Regions from separate parts of the Homo sapiens genome. Here region 2 is linked to region 1. A link is a loop called in an ENCODE intact Hi-C map of the cell type or tissue named here. Cell type or tissue: PC-9. All regions are shown on one strand. Links, peaks and the distances in the headings refer to the core of each region. The heading gives the core; the rest is flanking DNA.

The links. Peaks named below come from ENCODE experiments on the same cell type or tissue, not always from the same donor. Only the 100,000 strongest peaks of a DNase experiment are listed, where the experiment ranks them.
Region 2: it touches region 1 in a loop (4-fold over the local background); 2 of 110 quality-filtered maps call a loop at or near these places.

The regions. Positions count from the first base shown.
Region 1 is chr9:105,123,810-105,132,139 of GRCh38, reverse strand. The region is part of intron 2 of LOC105376197 (a long non-coding RNA gene); the gene reads right to left. Among named protein-coding and RNA genes, the nearest start is that of SLC44A1, 120 kb to the left of the region's middle. In PC-9, for the core only: no CTCF peak of the experiment used is centred there; DNase peaks (open chromatin) are centred at 4,099 and 4,851; H3K27ac peaks cover 2,068 bases.
Region 2 is chr9:105,184,538-105,192,867 of GRCh38, reverse strand. No RefSeq gene overlaps it. Among named protein-coding and RNA genes, the nearest start is that of SLC44A1, 56 kb to the left of the region's middle. In PC-9, for the core only: a CTCF peak has its summit at 4,086; DNase peaks (open chromatin) are centred at 987 and 4,897; H3K27ac peaks cover 2,437 bases.

The DNA of each region.
Region 1 (8,330 bases), core at 275-8,274:
GCATAAAGACCCAGACAAACATGTCTGGGTCACTCTGTTCCATTTCTGCTTGCTTGGCTCTGGCCTCTGCTACTGATCTGGCCTTCCCAGATGCCCGCCATGCCATTGCTAACACCTGCTTGGCCTTTTATCTGGCTTTAGACTTAGCATTTACTTTGGGATTTATACTGTTGCTTCTCTCTTCTGCATATTGATGTTTATTGGGCTCTCCAGTGGTCCCTTGACTTGTCTATGGAGCCCTTTCTTTTTGTCACCTATTCTGAAGGGAATTTCATCCAAGTGATGCTGATCAGGCCATGCTCCACATCCCTCCCTGGCACCTGGCTTCGAGCTTATAGGTGCAGCTCCCTTGGGATTGGAGCTGCTTTCTCCACGGAGCCCCCATGGGTGCTGTGTGGGTCTTAATCCAGACTCTACTAAGCATAGCCTGTTTACTCATGGCTGCCGCCCCTCGAGGCTGAGTCTGTCTCATCTCTGTCCCTGCAGCATCCAGGACAGAGCCTGGCACAGAGCAGGCTCAGTCCTGTTTGTCACAGGATTGGGGAAATATGCATGGTGGCCTGACTGTGGTTGGTACCCTGCTTTTCTCTGGTCATCCTCTGGGTTCAAGTGCAGTTTATCAGACCTGCTCCTTAGAGTCTCATGTTTTGAAATTGCTTCTTTTGAGAAAGCACAGAGTCCCTTCTCTACTCCGGAACAAATCACAGACACAGGGCCCAGCAAAAGACTTAACTAGAAATAAAAAGACCTGCTTTCCTACCTTCCCTCACCAGTCTGTCTGTAGTGTATTGCAGTGGAGTGTAGTGGTTAAGAATATGGATCCTGAAATCATACTACCTGGTCTCAAATCCTGGCTCTACTACTTAGTAGCTGTGTCACTGGTGGCAAAAGACTTTGTTACCTGTGCCTCAGTTTCCTCATCTGTCAAACAGGAATAATAACAGGACCAACTTCATAGGGCTATTAGGAGAATTAGATGTGTTAATATGAGTAATGTGCTTGTAACAGCACGTGGTACGCAGCAGGCATTCTAGAAGTGTTTGCTGTTGCTATTGTTCTCTACCTTCATTACTGACTCCAGTAAGGGTCCTCTGACTTTGTTCCCTCCTGTGTTCCTGGACTAACCCCTGACCTTCCCTCTCCTGGAACTCAACTTTTAGACCTCAGTCTCATGCTGTGGTCCACACAGTCAAATACTTGCAAACACATATTTCTAGTTGGTTACTCAGTTATAACCCAGGAGATGTCCAGCCTCATTCTTTTTTTGCCCATGCTAAAGTGCAGTGGTATGATCTCAGCTCACTGCAACCTCCACCTCCCAGGTTCAAGCAATTCTCCTGCCTGAGACTCCTGAGTAGCTGGGATTACAGGCACCTGCCACCACGCCCGGCTAATTTTTGTATTTTTAGTAGAGATGGAGTTTTGCCATGTTGGCCAGGCTGGTCTTGAACTCCTGACCTTAAGTGGTCTGCCCGCCTCGGCCTCCCAAAGTGCTGGGGTTACAGGTGTGAGCCACCGCACCCGGCTGCCTCATTCTTTGTGTTAGTGTCACCTGACCTACTCCTGGTCCTTTCCTCAGGTAAGTCCTGGCCCGAACATTGCTTTTTTTTTTATTTTTTTTGAGATAGAGTTTTGCTCTTGTCACCCAGGCTGGAGTGCAATCTTGGCTCACTGCAACCTCTGCCTCCCAGGTTCAAGTGATTCTCCTGCCTCAGCCTCCTGAGTAGCTGGATTACAGGTGCCTGCCACCATGCCTGGCTAATTTTTTTGTATTTTTAGTGGAGACAGGGTTTCACCGTGTTGGCCAGGCTGGTCTCAAACTCCTGACCTCAGGTGATTCACCCGCCTCGGCTTCCCAAAGTGCTGGGATTACAGGCATGAGCCACCGTGCCTGGCCAAACGTTGTTCTTTTAATGGCCAATTAGGGTGGCTGTAAAGGAGTAAGGTTTGTCTAGTTTGCTACACCAAGAGTTGGCAAACTTTTTTTGTAAAGGCCTAGATAGGAAATATTTTAAGCTTTGTAGACCACCCATGGTCTCTCTCACTCCTCTTTCTCCTCCTCCTCCTCATCTTCCTCCTCCTTCCTTTTGTTCTTCCTCACAACCCTTTAACAATGTAAAAACCATCCTTAACTTGAGGACTGTTTACTGAAAGAGGTCCTGAGCTACATTTGGCCCTTAGGCCATGATTTGTAGACTTCTGTGCTAGGCAACACATTCCATGAGGGCAGGAACAAGTCTGTCTTCTCTATGGTCTAGCTACTAACCTGCAACATGGCAGATCCTCTATTTGTACCTGTCAAACGAATGAATAAATGGATTCAAATGAGTCTCTGGCTTCCAAACTTAAGAGAAAGAATCCCCATGTAAATTCTATAGTGAACAGAAGAACCCCTGGGAAGGGATCTATTAAGTTTGGCTCTTTGCTCTGTCTGCAGTTACCCAAGGGCATAGGTGTCTTTCCATGGGGTACACCTTAGCCTAAGTACCTACCTGCAATTCTAGTGCCTTCTTTTTTCAGCCAAGAACAGAGTTCTTCCCGCAGCCTCAGTTCTATAGTAAACTATGCCAGCAGTGTGCTGGTAAGTATTTAACAACCAGCTGCCCAACAAGCAAGCGAACAATCCCTGACTTATATAGCATTTGCCAATTTCCATGGTGTAAATACTTCTGCCATGGCCAATTTCAAGCTACAGATGTGAAGACACTAAACATGAATCTGGGAGGAGATAATGCACAATCAGCTCTCTCCAGCTGTAGCTTACCACTAACCATACTCTCTTCCCTGCCCACTCCTGCAGCCCTATGGACTACACACCTCCTGGGAGAAAACTTGACAGAAACCTTAGTTTCCACTGTTGCTGCCCCAGGATTAGGCTCTTCTCTGTGTTTTGGTGGATGGGTAGCATTATCTTACTCTCTCAGACTTCCTGGATTTCAGCTTTGCCTGCTTTGATCCCCAATCCCTGACTGTTCGTTTGACCCCCTGACTCCCTGGGATTCTTGCAGAGTGCAGGAGGCCATACAGTTCCTGATCAACCCTGGCTTCCTGGCTCTCACATGTCTGACATGCTTCTGAGCACAGAGAAGAATAAACACTCCACCGCCTGCAGGGTCTTCTGTTTTTCAGGCTGGGGCTTGTGTGGTCCCTCCCTTCCAGTTCTTGCAGCACACCTCTCTTGACTGCCCCGTTCCCTTCTATCCTCAGTTCCCAGCTCAGTTTTCCTTCCCTATCCTTTATTCCTAATTAGCACCATCTGTCTGCTAACCCCGTACATGCTCTTCACCTTTATTGTTTCACACAAAAATTAATTACTGAGTACTTTTTGTGTGCCAGACTCTGTCTAGGCCCTGGGATACATCAGTGAACAAAACAGATAGGGATTCCCTGCCCTTGGGGGAACTTTATATTAAAGTGCAAAGGGCTGGGCATGGTGGTTCACATCTATAATCCCAGCACCTTGGGAGGCTGAGGCCGGCAGATCACTTGAGGTCAGGAGTTCGAGACTAGCCTGGCCAACATGGTGAAACCCCGTTCTTACTAAAAATCCAAATATTAGCTGGGCCTGGTAGTGCAGGCCTGTAATCCCAGCTACTCGGGAGGCTGAGGAACCCAGGCAGCAGAGGTTGCAGAGAGCCAAGATCACACCACTGCACTCCAGCCTGGGCGACAGAGCGAGACTCTGTCTCAAGAAAAAAAAAAAAAAGTGCAAGTAAGCACATGCTAAGCAATAGGCATAATAATAAAATAAATAATACATTATAAAAGAAGATTATACGCATGATGAAAAAGCGAGCAGGGAAAGATGGGTTAGCCATGCTGATAAGAGGCAAGTAGTTAGAAAAGCATTTTGAGAAAGTGACATTTGAGCAAAGTATTAAAAAAGGTTCCGTGTGTCCAGTAGCCTGATTCACAGCACTTAATTCAACATCAACGTCAGGTCATACAGGTATGCAGCTTGACTTCAGCCTGAGAACTTCCAAGACTTCAAGTTTCTCACAGAGACACTATTTCCGGTAAGAGAGAGGCAGGAAGTGTTGTGGTTATTGTTTGAGCTTTGTTGTAGAAAACATGAGTTGGAATCCTGGCTCTGAGGCCAATTAGGGCAGCTGTAGAGGCCTGAGGTTTACCTAATCTGCTAGATACTGGGTTTCCTGAAGGTGGTGGCTAAGTCTGTCTTGTCTACCAATATAGCCTAGTGCCTGTGCCTAGCGGAGTAGTGTCTGACACATAGGGGGAACTCTGTTAACACTTGCTAAATGAAAGAGTTCAAAGTTATGGCTTTGGTTTGTTTATTAACCCCATTGTCCGGGGAACATTGGTTAACCTTTCTGAGCCCACCATTCCTTATGTGCAAAATGAGTATGTTAATCATGATGGTACCAGTTCCCACCTCACAGAGTTGCTGTGTGGATTAAATTGTAATAATTCATAATGCATGTAGAGTACTTGGCACAGCGCCTAGAAGACAGTGAGTGCTCACTCAGTGTTAGAAATGGTCACTTGTTAGAGTCAGCGTACTGAATTAAATGTTCTCCATTTTGCCAGGTGCAGTGGCTCACGCCTGTAATCTCCAATACTTTGGGAGGCCGAGGTGGGTGGATCACGAGGTTATGAGATCGAGACCATCCTGGCCAACATGGTGAAACCCCGTCTCTACTAAAAATACAAAAATTAGCTGGGCATGGTGGCACATGCCTGTATTCCCAGCTACTTGGGAGGCTGAGGCAGGAGAATTGCATGAACTCGGGAAGCGGAGCTTGCAGTGAGCCGAGATTGCGCCACTGCATTCCAGCCTGGTGACAGAGTGAGACTCCATCTCAAAAAAAAAAAAAAGTTCTCCAACTTGAGATAATAATATGAAAAGATTCCTTGCTTCCTTAATCACTTAGTCTCATGGACTAAGCCCTCACAGTGCCTATTATAACCACTAAGGGAGTGAGAGGTGTGTGTGTGCATGTGCAGGGGAAGTAGATGCTGGATAGAGTGGGGCCTGAGAGCCTGCGGACAGAGGAGAGAGCCCAGACATCAGGACTGAGGTCTCTGGAGCACCATAGCCAGAGCAGAGGCGGTTGTCTAAACAGCCAGGATTGGGACGAGGATTTACAGTGTCCATATAACAGCATAGGGCAAAGGAATTAATAAAATATTAGCTGAGAACCGGCTGGGCGCGGTGGCTCACGCCTGTAATCCCAGCACTTTGGGAGGCCGAGGCAGGCGGATCACGAGGTCAGGAGATCGAGAGCGTCCTGGCTAACACGGTGAAACCCCGTCTCTACTAAAAATACAAAAAATTAGCGGGCGTGGTGGCGGGCGCCTGTAGTCCCAGCTACTCGGGAGGCTGAGGCAGGAGAATGGCGTGAACCCAGGAGGCGGGAGCTTGCAGTGAGCCGAGATCGTGCCAGCGCACTCCAGCCTGGGTGACAGAGCGAGACTCCGTCTCAAAAAAAAAAAAAGAAAAAAAAAACAAAACATAGCTGAGGACAAAGAGAATAGCTGTTATGAGCAGATGGGGATTGCAGGTGGGGCTTGAGGACAAGGCCTAGACCCTCAGTCCTGTGTCAGGGTCTTTCTTCATCTTAAAGTGACCATGTTTTCCCAATGATTCAAAAGCTAGTGCCTGGCATTTCTCAGCTAAGCCCTTTTTTCTCTGGCTGCTGAGCAGGATGTTTCTCTTCTCTCTTGAATGTTGAGCCAAGCTGAGCTATCTTCCTGAATTCACAGGTCTCCTTAGAAATCAGCTTTTGTCTGAGTCTGTCAGTGTAGCCTGGGCTCAGCCTGGACAGCCTTGCAGCCTGAATTCCCTGGATTTCCCAGCAGTTCTCAGCATCTACTGAACTGACTTTCTTGCCTCTTTGATTCTATCTCATCTGGTCTCCTGGGTTTGTTTTTTTACGAGGTACTCAGTCTGGAAAAAGAACCCCTACTCTCTCTGTGGGCATGGTAAGAGGTATTGCTTATGAAATCATTGGGCATATAATTGTCACTTTAGTCATTCACAATGAAAGATACACAGAAGGCAGCATCCTGACCAAAGAGGCCCAGGAGGTAGAAGGCTTCTCTTCCAACCAGACTCCTGGCTGGAAGCAAGATGTTGTATAGAAGTTAGTTGCCATCCAGAAAGTTAGCAGCATTTATTTGGGACCCGCTGCACGTCTATCCCTGTAATGAGGGAGACAGTATTTCAATGCAGAAAAGATAATGTTCCTCATCAGAATCTCTGATTATTTCATGACGACTGAGTCCTAGAAGTGGCTTTATTTTTCCAAGAAGTAAGAACACTTAAGGCTTTTTGATACATGTTGCCATATTGCCTTCCAAAACGGCTGTACCAATTCACATGCCAACTCGTTGCATTTGATTGTACCCACTTTATCATACCTTTGCCAATACTGGGTATTATTACAAGTTTTGCAATCTATATAATGGGGAGGCAAATGGTATTGCTTTGATTAAATTATCATTTTTAAATTAATGAGGAGGTTGAACATTTAAAAAAAATTGTTTGCTATGAGGATGATACTTGGTGTCCACTCCAGGGTGGGTCTGGAGGAATGTTGACTAGATTTTTTTTTTTTTTTTTTTTTTTTTTGAGATGGAGTCTCGCTCTGTAGCCCAGGCTGGAGTGCAGTGTGCGTTCTTGGCTCACTGCAACCTCTACCTCCCAGGTCTTGGTTCAATCTATTCCCTTGCCTCAACCTCTGGAGTAGCTAGGATTACAGGCATGCACCACCATGCCCAGCTAATTTTTGTATTTTTAGTAGAGACAGAGTTTCACCATGTTGGCCAGGCTGGTCTTGAACTCCTGACCTTGTGATCCACCCACCTCAGCCTCCCAAAGTGCTGGGATTACAGGTGTGAGCCACCGCGCCGGGCCTGACTAGATTTTTTTATGGCTGAGTTTTATATGTTATTTATTTTTAATTTTTTCTTTCTTTCTTTCTTTCTTTGAGATGGAGTTTCGCTCTTTCACCCAGGCTGGAGTGAAGTGGCGTGATCTCAGCTCACTGCAACCTCTGCCCCTTGGGTCCAAACGATTCTCCTGCCTCAGCCTCCCAAGAGGTGGGATTATGGGCCCCTGCCACCACGCCTGGCTAATTTTTGCATTTTTAGTAGAGATGGGGTTTCTCCATGTTGTCCAGGCTGGTCTTAAATTCTTGACCTCAGGTGATCCACCCGCCTTGGCCTCCCAAAGTGCTAGGATTACAGGCATGAGCCACCGCGCCTGTCCTATTTTTAAATTTCAACACAGTAAAATTTACTCTTTTATTGTATAATTTTGTGATTTTGACACATACATAGAGTTGTGTAACTACTTACACAACCAGAATATAAATGGTGATCTCATTCCCTGAAATTCCCTTATGTAACCTCTTTGTAGTCAAACCTTCTGTCAATCCTTAACCCCTGGCAACTACTGATCTATTCTATACCTCTATATTTTTGTGTTCTCTAGAATGTCTTTTTTTTTTTGAGATGGAGTCTCGCTCTGTCACCCAGGCTAGAGTGCAGTGGTGTGATCTCGGCTTACTGCAACCTCTGCCTCTCAGGTTCAAGCAATTCTCCTGCCTCAGCCTCCCAAGTAGCTGGGACTACAGGCATGTGCCACCATATCCAGCTAATTTTTGTATTTTTAGTAGAGACAGGATTTCACCATGTTGGGCAGGCTGGTCTCACACTCCTGATCTTAAGTGATCCACCTGTGTCAGCCTCCCAAAGTGCTGGGATTACAGGCGTGAGCCACCGTGTCTGGCCCAGTGTCTTTAATAGAGCAAAAAATGTTAAGTCTAACTTATTCACAGTGTGCTTTTGTTGTCCTACTAAAAACTCCTTGCCTAATCCAAGATTATTAAAATTTTCTCCTATATTTTCCTCTAAAAGTTTTCTAATTCTACCTTTTACATTTAGATCTGTAATGCATTTTTAAAAATTTTGTATAAGGTGTGAGTTGTAGGTCGAGATTCATGTTTTTGCATATTTATGTCCAATTGTTCCAGCACCATTTGTCAAAAAGTCTATCACTTTTTTATTTAGTTGCCTTTGCACCTTTGTCAAAAATCAATTGACCATTATGTGTATAGGTCTCTTTTTTGCTCTATTAAAGACACTGGGCCGGGCACGGTGGCCTCTCTATCTATCTTATACTCAATATCACATGACCTTTTTTTTTTTTTTTGAGTTGGAGTCTTGCTCTGTTGCCCAGGCTGGAGTGCAGTGGCGTTATCTTGGCTCACTGAAACCTCTGCCTCCCGAGTTCAAGCAATTCTCCTGCCTCAGCCTCCTGAGTAGCTGGGACTACAGGTGCATGCCACTACACCGGCTAATTTTTT
Region 2 (8,330 bases), core at 279-8,278, 61 kb before region 1:
TTCTGTCTTGTAGACTGGAATAGTAAAACGAACCCCAATTCTGCTCAGGTGTCTTCCTTTAAGCCTAAGTGAAGACTGTAAGTCTATTGTAACAGCAACGGGGCCAGGCTCAGTGGCTCATGCCTGTAATCCCAGCACTTTGGGAAGCCAAGGTGGGCAGATCACTTGAGGTCAGGAGTTTGAGACCAGCCTGGCCAACATGGTGAACCCTGTCTCTACTAAAAATACAAAAATTAGCTGTGCATGGTGGCATGCACCTGTAGTCCCAGCTACTCGGGAGGCTGAGGCAGGAGAATCACTTGAACCCGGGAGGTAGAGGTGCAGTGGGCCAAGATCGCACCACTGCACTCCAGGCTCGGTGACAGAATGAGACTCCTGTCTCAAAGTAAAAAGAAAAAAATGGGAAGCAAAGGGAGGATTTTGGCTGCTTTTGCATTTTGAAGCCCTGAGAGATTCGTTTTCTTTCAGGGTACCTTGGAAAAGAGAATAGTTTAAGAGCAGCCTCAAGGGAGTCCAGACAACAGAAGAAAAGTTAAAGAGTCAGGAGAGTTTTGTTTTTTTTGTTTTTTGTTTTTTTTTTTGGAGACTTAGACAAATTTCAGTGTGCTGATGAATCCAACACAGTCCCAACTATCCTGTCATAGGAAATGAAATTTTGATCTGAAGTCAGGTTTCAGAAACACTCAGGAAAGTCTGTAAACCTAGCAAAACCCCAATTCAGCTGCTTTCTCACGCTCTTCAAAAGTACTCTGAATCCTGTCCTTTTCTTTTCCTTGACTGAAGTGGCTGTAGCACTAAAGAGTTGGCTAGCCAAGGTCATGGCTCTGGTGTAAAATGACCTAGTTTCCCAGATCACTCCTCCTGGGCAGCTAGACCCACTGTTGTCTCCTGTTTGATTGTGAAAGCATTGAACTTTCGACTTACAAAACCGCAAACTGAAAAATGGGTGTCGTTTTAAGTCACGAAATTTGTGGTAATTTTTATGTAGCAATAGAGAACAAATACAAACACCTTCCTCTTTCATTCCTCAGAAAAAAAGTTGAGAAGACCCATTACTCAGCTGTATGCACAAGGAAAAAGGGCATTCCTAGAATATGGGTGTGGATCTCTATAAAACAGGCATTTGTGAGTACAACTCCCTTTTTGAGAAAGGATCTGGGTGTCTGAATCCTCACTAATGAAACCGTGGAAATACTGATTCCAACCTAATAGAGGAGTCTCTCCTCTTTAGAGTATAGCAGATCCAACTCAACGGTTGCAGCACATTTAAAGTCCGCTAAAATGTGCAGCGAGTATTGCACACAGTAACACAACGGGACTAATAAAAGGATAAGAAAACAGAGTCTAGGCGCAGTAGCTCACGCCTGTAACCTCAGTGCTTTGGGAGGCCAAGGCGGGAGGATCACCTGAGGTCAGGGGCTCGAGACCAGCCTGACCAAGATGGTGAAACCCCGTCTCTACTAAATACAAAAAATTAGCCCAGTGTGGTGGCTCATGCCTGTAATCTCAGCTACTTGGAAGGCTGAGGCACCAGAATTGCTTGAATCTGGCAGGCAGAGGTTGCAGTGAGCTGAGACGACACCATTGCACTCCAGCCTGGGCGACAGAGTGAGACTCCATCTTTGTTGTTGTTGTTTTTTCTTTTTTTTTTTTTGAGACGGAGTCTCGCTCTGTCGCCCAGGCTGGAGTGCAGTGGTACGATCTCAGCTCACTGCAAGCTCCGCCTCCCGGGTTCATGCCATTCTCCTGCCTCAGTCTCCCCGTAGCTGGGACTACAGGCGCCCACTACCACGCCCAGCAAATTTTTTGTATTTTTAGTAGAGACGGGGTTTCACAGTGTTAGCCAGGATGGTCTCGATCTCCTGACCTTGTGATCCGCCCGCCTCGGCCTCCCAAAGTGCTGGGATTACAGGTGTGAGCCACCGCGCCCGGCCTGAGACTCCATCTTTAAAAAAAAAAAAAAGGGAAACGGGACTGCTGGGGGCAGGAGGTGGCCAAGGTGGTCGACTAGAAGCAGGTAGTGTGCGTAGCTCTCACAGAGAGGAATCAAAGGGGTGAGTAAATACAGTACCTTCATTGAAACATCCAGGTACATGCATTGGGACTAATCAAGGAAACAACTTGACCCATGGAGAATGGAGAATAGCAGGGCAGGACAGTAGCTCACTCAGGAGTGCCACAGAGCCAGGGGAGCCTCCCCCTGCCCAGGGAAGTGGTGAGAGCATATGTGACCCTGGGAACCCACCCTGTTCCCAAAGATCTTTGTAATCCTTGTGTCAGGAGATCCCCTCGTGAACCCACTCCACCAGGGCCTTCAGTCTGACACACAGAGCTACATGGAGCCTTGGCAGAGCAGCTGCTCAGGTACATGCAGAGACCCAGGAGCCTTAGATACCTGGGCTTTCTGGGCTTCCTGACAAAAGTAGCTGCAATTCCAGCAAAGTGGGAGGTTAGACCCCCCTAGGAAAGGGGCTGAATCCAGGGGGCCGAGCAGTGACATTCTGCAGGTTCCACTTCCATGACACCTCACAGGATAAGACCCACTGGCTTGGAATTCCAGCCAGCCACCAATAGCAGTGCTGCACTTCCCTGGGACAGAACTTACAGGGGAAGGGACAGGTCACCATCTTTGCTGCTTGGGCTACTTAGCTGTTCCAGTCCTGGCTTTGGCGAGTCCAGGCTGACCGGGGATGGAAGTAGTCCCCCAGCACAGCACAGCTGCTCTACGAAAATGTGGCCAGACTGCTTTTTAAAGCAGGTTCCTGTTCCCATTCCTCCTCACTGGGCAGGACCTCACAACCAGGGTCTCCAGCCACTCTCGCCAGTGTTCTTCGGCTGACAGAGATTTGAAACCTCCCTGGGATAGAGCTCCCAGAGAGGGACCGGGCCACCATCTTTGCTGCTGGGCAACTTAGCCATTCTAGCCTTTGGAGAGTCCAAGCCAACCCAGGACGGAAGCGGTCCCCCAGCATAGCACAACGGCTTTACATAAACGTGGCTCAACAATTTTTTAAGTGGGTCCCTGAACCTGTTTCTCCTCACTGGATGGGACCTCCCAGATGGGGTCACCAGCCACCTCCTACAGGTATGTTCAGGCCAGCAACAGATTCGTACCTCTCTGGCACAGAGTTCCCAGAGGGAGAGAAAGGCTGCTGTCTTTGCTGTTTTATAGCCTTCACTGTTGATACCTTCAGGTTCTAGAAAATCCAAGGTGACTAGGGAATGGAGCAGGCCCTCAGCATACTGCAGCAGCCCTACGGAAAAGTTGCCATACTTATATGGGTGTCCGTTCCCATACTTCCTTACTGGGAAGGTCCTCCAGGCCTGGGTCTCCAGCCACCCTGCCACCAGAGCTATCGAGTCAATGGAAGCTCTGCAACTCCCTGGACAGAACCCTCAGGGGCAACTGAAAGCTCTCTGCCACCACCTGTGCAATGGAACTGCCCTTACTACCCTCAGACTAACATAGGAGCAAAGACTCTAAGTGCCTTATCCACACCTCCAGCAAGCTGCAGTTAACCCAAGGAGAGGAGGTCAATCGGTGTCCCACAGGAACCCCTCCCCCACCGATCTGCTCATCACTAGACAGGGAACCCCTGTCCCACAGCATAGACTCTCCATCCTGGAGTGATTGCATTGAGCGATTGCTGACCTGCATCACTCTGGGGTGGAGCCCCCAGTAGACAAGCAAAAGACCCTTGACCACAACCATTACTAAGGTCGCTTCGTCTCCTACCTCCAAGTTGGGGAAGGAGATAATCCCAGAGCTGCAGTGGGCAGTCCAGCAGTGTCAAGCCATAATCTGCAGCCAGCACTCAAGGGGGAGAAGAACCCACAGTTTCAGAGCCACTTTCAGAACACTGAGAGGGAACATGGCTGCAACTGTGAGGAAACTTAGGGGCCATACAACTTAGCAAGAGTCTACCAACTGACCAATAAGTCTTAAGTGCCACCTGCTGGATTACACCTCAAAGCTTTCAACACAAAAAACACCTCACTAACATACCCTCCTCTGAAACCAGAGACAAAAAGCCAGCTTCAAGTAAAGACCCTGCACAAAGCTATGGCCCAGTGAAAACATCCAGAAAAGAAGTCTACTGACTGTACTCAATCTACACTGCAGTTAAAGGAAAATCCACATGATGAGATGAGAAAGAACCAATGCAAGTACTCGGTGTCACATGTCCTTCAAACAACTGTACCAGTTCTCCAACAAGAGTTCTTAACCAGGTTGAACTGGCAAGAATAACAGAAATAAAATTCAGAATATGGATAGGAACAAAGTCATTGAGATGCAGGAGGATGCAAAAACCCAATTCAATGAAACAAAGAACCAAAATAAAACAATACAGGAGCTGAAGGACAAAATAGCTGGTATAAAAAAGAACCTAGGCTGGGTGCGGTGGCTCATGCCTGTAATCCCAGCACTTTGGGAGGCCGACGCAGGTGGATTGCGAGGTCAGGAGATCGAGACCATCCTGGCTAACATGGTGAAACCCCATCTCTACTAAAAATACAAAAAAATTAGCCAGGCGCGGTGGCGGGCACCTGTAGTTGCAGCTACTCGGGAGGCTGAGGCACGAGAATGGCGTGAACCCGGGAGGCGGAGCTTGCAGTGAGCCGAGATTGTGCCGCTGCACTCCAGCCTGGGCGACTCCGTCTCAAAAAAAAAAAAGAACCTAACAGACCAGACAGAGTTCAATAACACAATACAAGAATTTCACAATGCAATCACAACTATTAACAGCAGAATAAATCAACAGCAGGCTCTCAGAACTTGAAGACTGGCTCTCTGAAAGAAGACAATCAGACAAAAAAAAAAAAAAGGAATAAAAAGGAATGAACAAAACCTCCTAGAAGTATGGAGTTATGCAAAGAGGTCAAATCTATGAATCACTGGCATGATTCATAGGGGAGGGGGAGAAAGCAAACAACTTGGAAAACATATTTCAGGTTGTTGGCCAAGAAAACTTCTCTAACATTGCTAGAGAGGCCGACAGTCAAATTCAGGAAATTCAGAGAACTCCTGCAAGATTCCACCCAAGAAGACCATCCCCAAGACATATAATTGCCAGATTTTTCCAAGGTCAAAATGAAAAAAAGAATATTAAAGGCAGCTAAAGTAAAAGAACAGGTCATCTATAAAGGGAACCCCATCACGCTAACAGTGAACCTCTCAGCTGAAACCCTTCAAGCCAGTAGAAAATGGGGCCTATATTCAACTTCTTAAACAAAAAAATCTTGGGCCAGACACGCTGGCTCACACCTGTAATCCCAGCACTTTGGGAGGCCGAGGTGGATGGATCACCTGAGGTCAGGAGTTTGAGACTAGCCTGGCCAACATGGTGAAACCCCCATCTCTACTAAAGATACAAAAATTAGCTCGGCCTGGTGGCACATGCCTGTAATCTCAGCTACTCGGGAGGCTGAGGCAGGAGAATCACTTAAACCCGGGAGGTGGAGGTTGCAGTGAGCTGAGATCGTGTCCATTGCACACCAGCCCAGGCAACAAAAGCAAAACTCTGTCTCAAAAAAAAAATCTTCAACCAAGAATTTCATATTCAGCCAAACTAAACTTCCTAAGGGAAAGAGAAATAAGCTACTTTTTAGATAAGCAGATGTTGAGGGAGTTCATTATCACCAGGCCTGCCTCACAAGAGATCTTGAAAGGAGCAGTAAATATAGAAAAGAAAGACCACTACAAACTAATAAAACATCACACTTAAACATACAGACCAAGGCCAGGCACAGTGGTCCATCCCTGTAATCCCAGCACTTTGGGAGGCTGAGGCAGGCAAATCACCTGAGGTCGGGAGTTCGAGACCAGCCCGACCAACATGGAGAAAACCTGCCTCTACTGAAAATACAAAATTAACCAGGCGTGGTGGTGCATGCCTGTAGTCCCAGCTACTCAGGAGGCTGAGGCAGGAGAATCCTTGAACCCAGGAGGCGGAGGTTGCAGTGAGCCGAGATCGCGCCATTGCACTCCAGCCAGGGCAACAAGAGCGAAACTCTGCCTCAACAAAACAAAACAAAACAAAACACACAGACCAATGACACTAGAAAGTAACCACACAAACAAGCCAGCCTAATAACCAGCTAACAATACAATGACAGAACCAGAGCCACAGATATCAATACTCACCTTGAATTTAAACAGGCTAAATGTCCCACTTAAAAGGCACAGAATGGCAAGCTGGATAAAGAAGCAAGACCCAATGGTACACTGTTTTCAAGAGACCTGTCTTACATGTAATGACACCTATAGGCTCAAAATAAAGGGATGGAGGAAAATATACCAAGCAAACAGAAAACAGAAAAAGGCAGGGTTTGCAATCCTAATTTCAGACAAAACAGACTTTAAGCCAACAAAGATCGAAAAAGACAAAGAAGGGTATTACATAATGGTAAAGGATTCATTTCAGCAAGAAGACCTATCTATCCTAAATATACATGCACTCAACACAGCCATACCCAGATTCATAAAGCAAGTTCTTAGAGACCTACAAAAAGACATAGACTTCCACACAATAATAATGGGAGAATTCAACACTTTACTGACAGCATTAGACAGATAATCAAGTCAGAAAATTAACAAAGACATTCAAGGACCTGAATTCAACATTGAACCAGCTGTATCTGATAGACCTCTACAGAACTCTCCACCCCAAAACAGCAGAATATACATTCTTCTCAATGCCACATGGCAAATACTCTAAATTTGACCACATAATTGGACATAAAACTATCCTCAGCAAATATTAAAGAAATGAAATCATACCAAACACACTTTTGGACCACAGCACAATAAAAATAGAAGTCAAGACTAAGAAAATAATTCAAAATCATGCAATTACATGGAAATTAAAATAACGTGCTCCTGAATGACTTTTGGGTAGTTAATTAAATTAAGGCAGAAATCAAGAAGTTCTTTGAAACTAATGGGAACAAAGATACAACATACCAGAATCTCTGGGACACAACTAAGGCAGTGTTAAGAGGGAAAGTCATAGCACTAAAAGCGCATGTCAAAAAGTTAGAAACAACTCAAATTAACAGTGTAACATCACAACAGAAAGAATTAGAGAAGCAAGAGCAAATCAACCCCAAAGTTAGCAGACGAAAAGAAATAACCAAAATCAGAGCTAAACAGAAGGAAATTGAGACACAAAAAAACCATTCAGAAGATAAACAAATCCAGGAGTTTGTTTTTTGAAAAAATTAACAAGATAGATAGGTTGCTAGCTAGACTAATAAAGAAAAGAGAATCAATACAATTAGAAATAAAGGGAATGTTACCACTGACCCCACAGAAATAAAAATAATCATCAGAAACTACTACAAACACCTCTGTGCACACAAAGTAGAAAACCTACAAAAGAAAGATAAATTCCTAGACACCTACATCTCCCAAGACTGAACCAGGAAATTGATTCCCTGAACAGAACAATAACAAGATCAATAATTGAATCAGTAATAAATAGGCTACCAACCAAAAAAAGCCCAGGACCTGATGGATTCACAGCTAAAGTCTATCAGATGTACAAAGAAGAGCTGGCACCATTCCTACTGAAACTATTCCAAAAAATTGAGGAGGAGGAACTCCTCCCCAACTCATTCTATGAGGCCAGCATCATCCTAATACCAAAATCTGGCAGAGACACAACAAAAAAATAAAACTATGGGCCAATATTCTTAATGAACATTCATGCAAAAATCCTCAACAAAATACTTGCAGATTGAATCCAGCAGCACATCAAAAAATGAATCCACCACAATCAATAGGCTTCATCCCAGGATGCAAGATTGCTTCAACATATACAAATCAATAAATGTGATTTATCACACAAAAAGAACCAAAGACAAAAACCACATGACTATCTCAATAGATGCAGAAAAGGCTTTCAATAAAATTAAACACTTTTCATGTTAAAAAACTCTTAATGTACGAGGTATTGAAGAAACATACCTCAAAATAATAAGAGCCATCTATGACAAACCCACAGCCAACATCGTACTGAATCGGCAAAAGCTGGAAGCATTCCTCTTGAAGCCAGCACAAGCCTTCTCTCACCACTCCTATTCAACATAGTATTAGAAGTTCTAGCAAGAGCAATCAAGCAAGAGAAAGAAATAAAGGGCATTCAAACAGGAAGAGAGGAAGTCAAATGATCTCTGTTTGCAGACAACGTGATCCTATATCTCAAAAAACTCACAGTCTCGGCCCAAAAGAGAGCTGTTTATCAACTCCTTCAGCAGATAAACAACTTCAGCAAGTTTCAGTATACAAACTCAATGTCCAAAAATTCACTGACATTCTGATACACCAA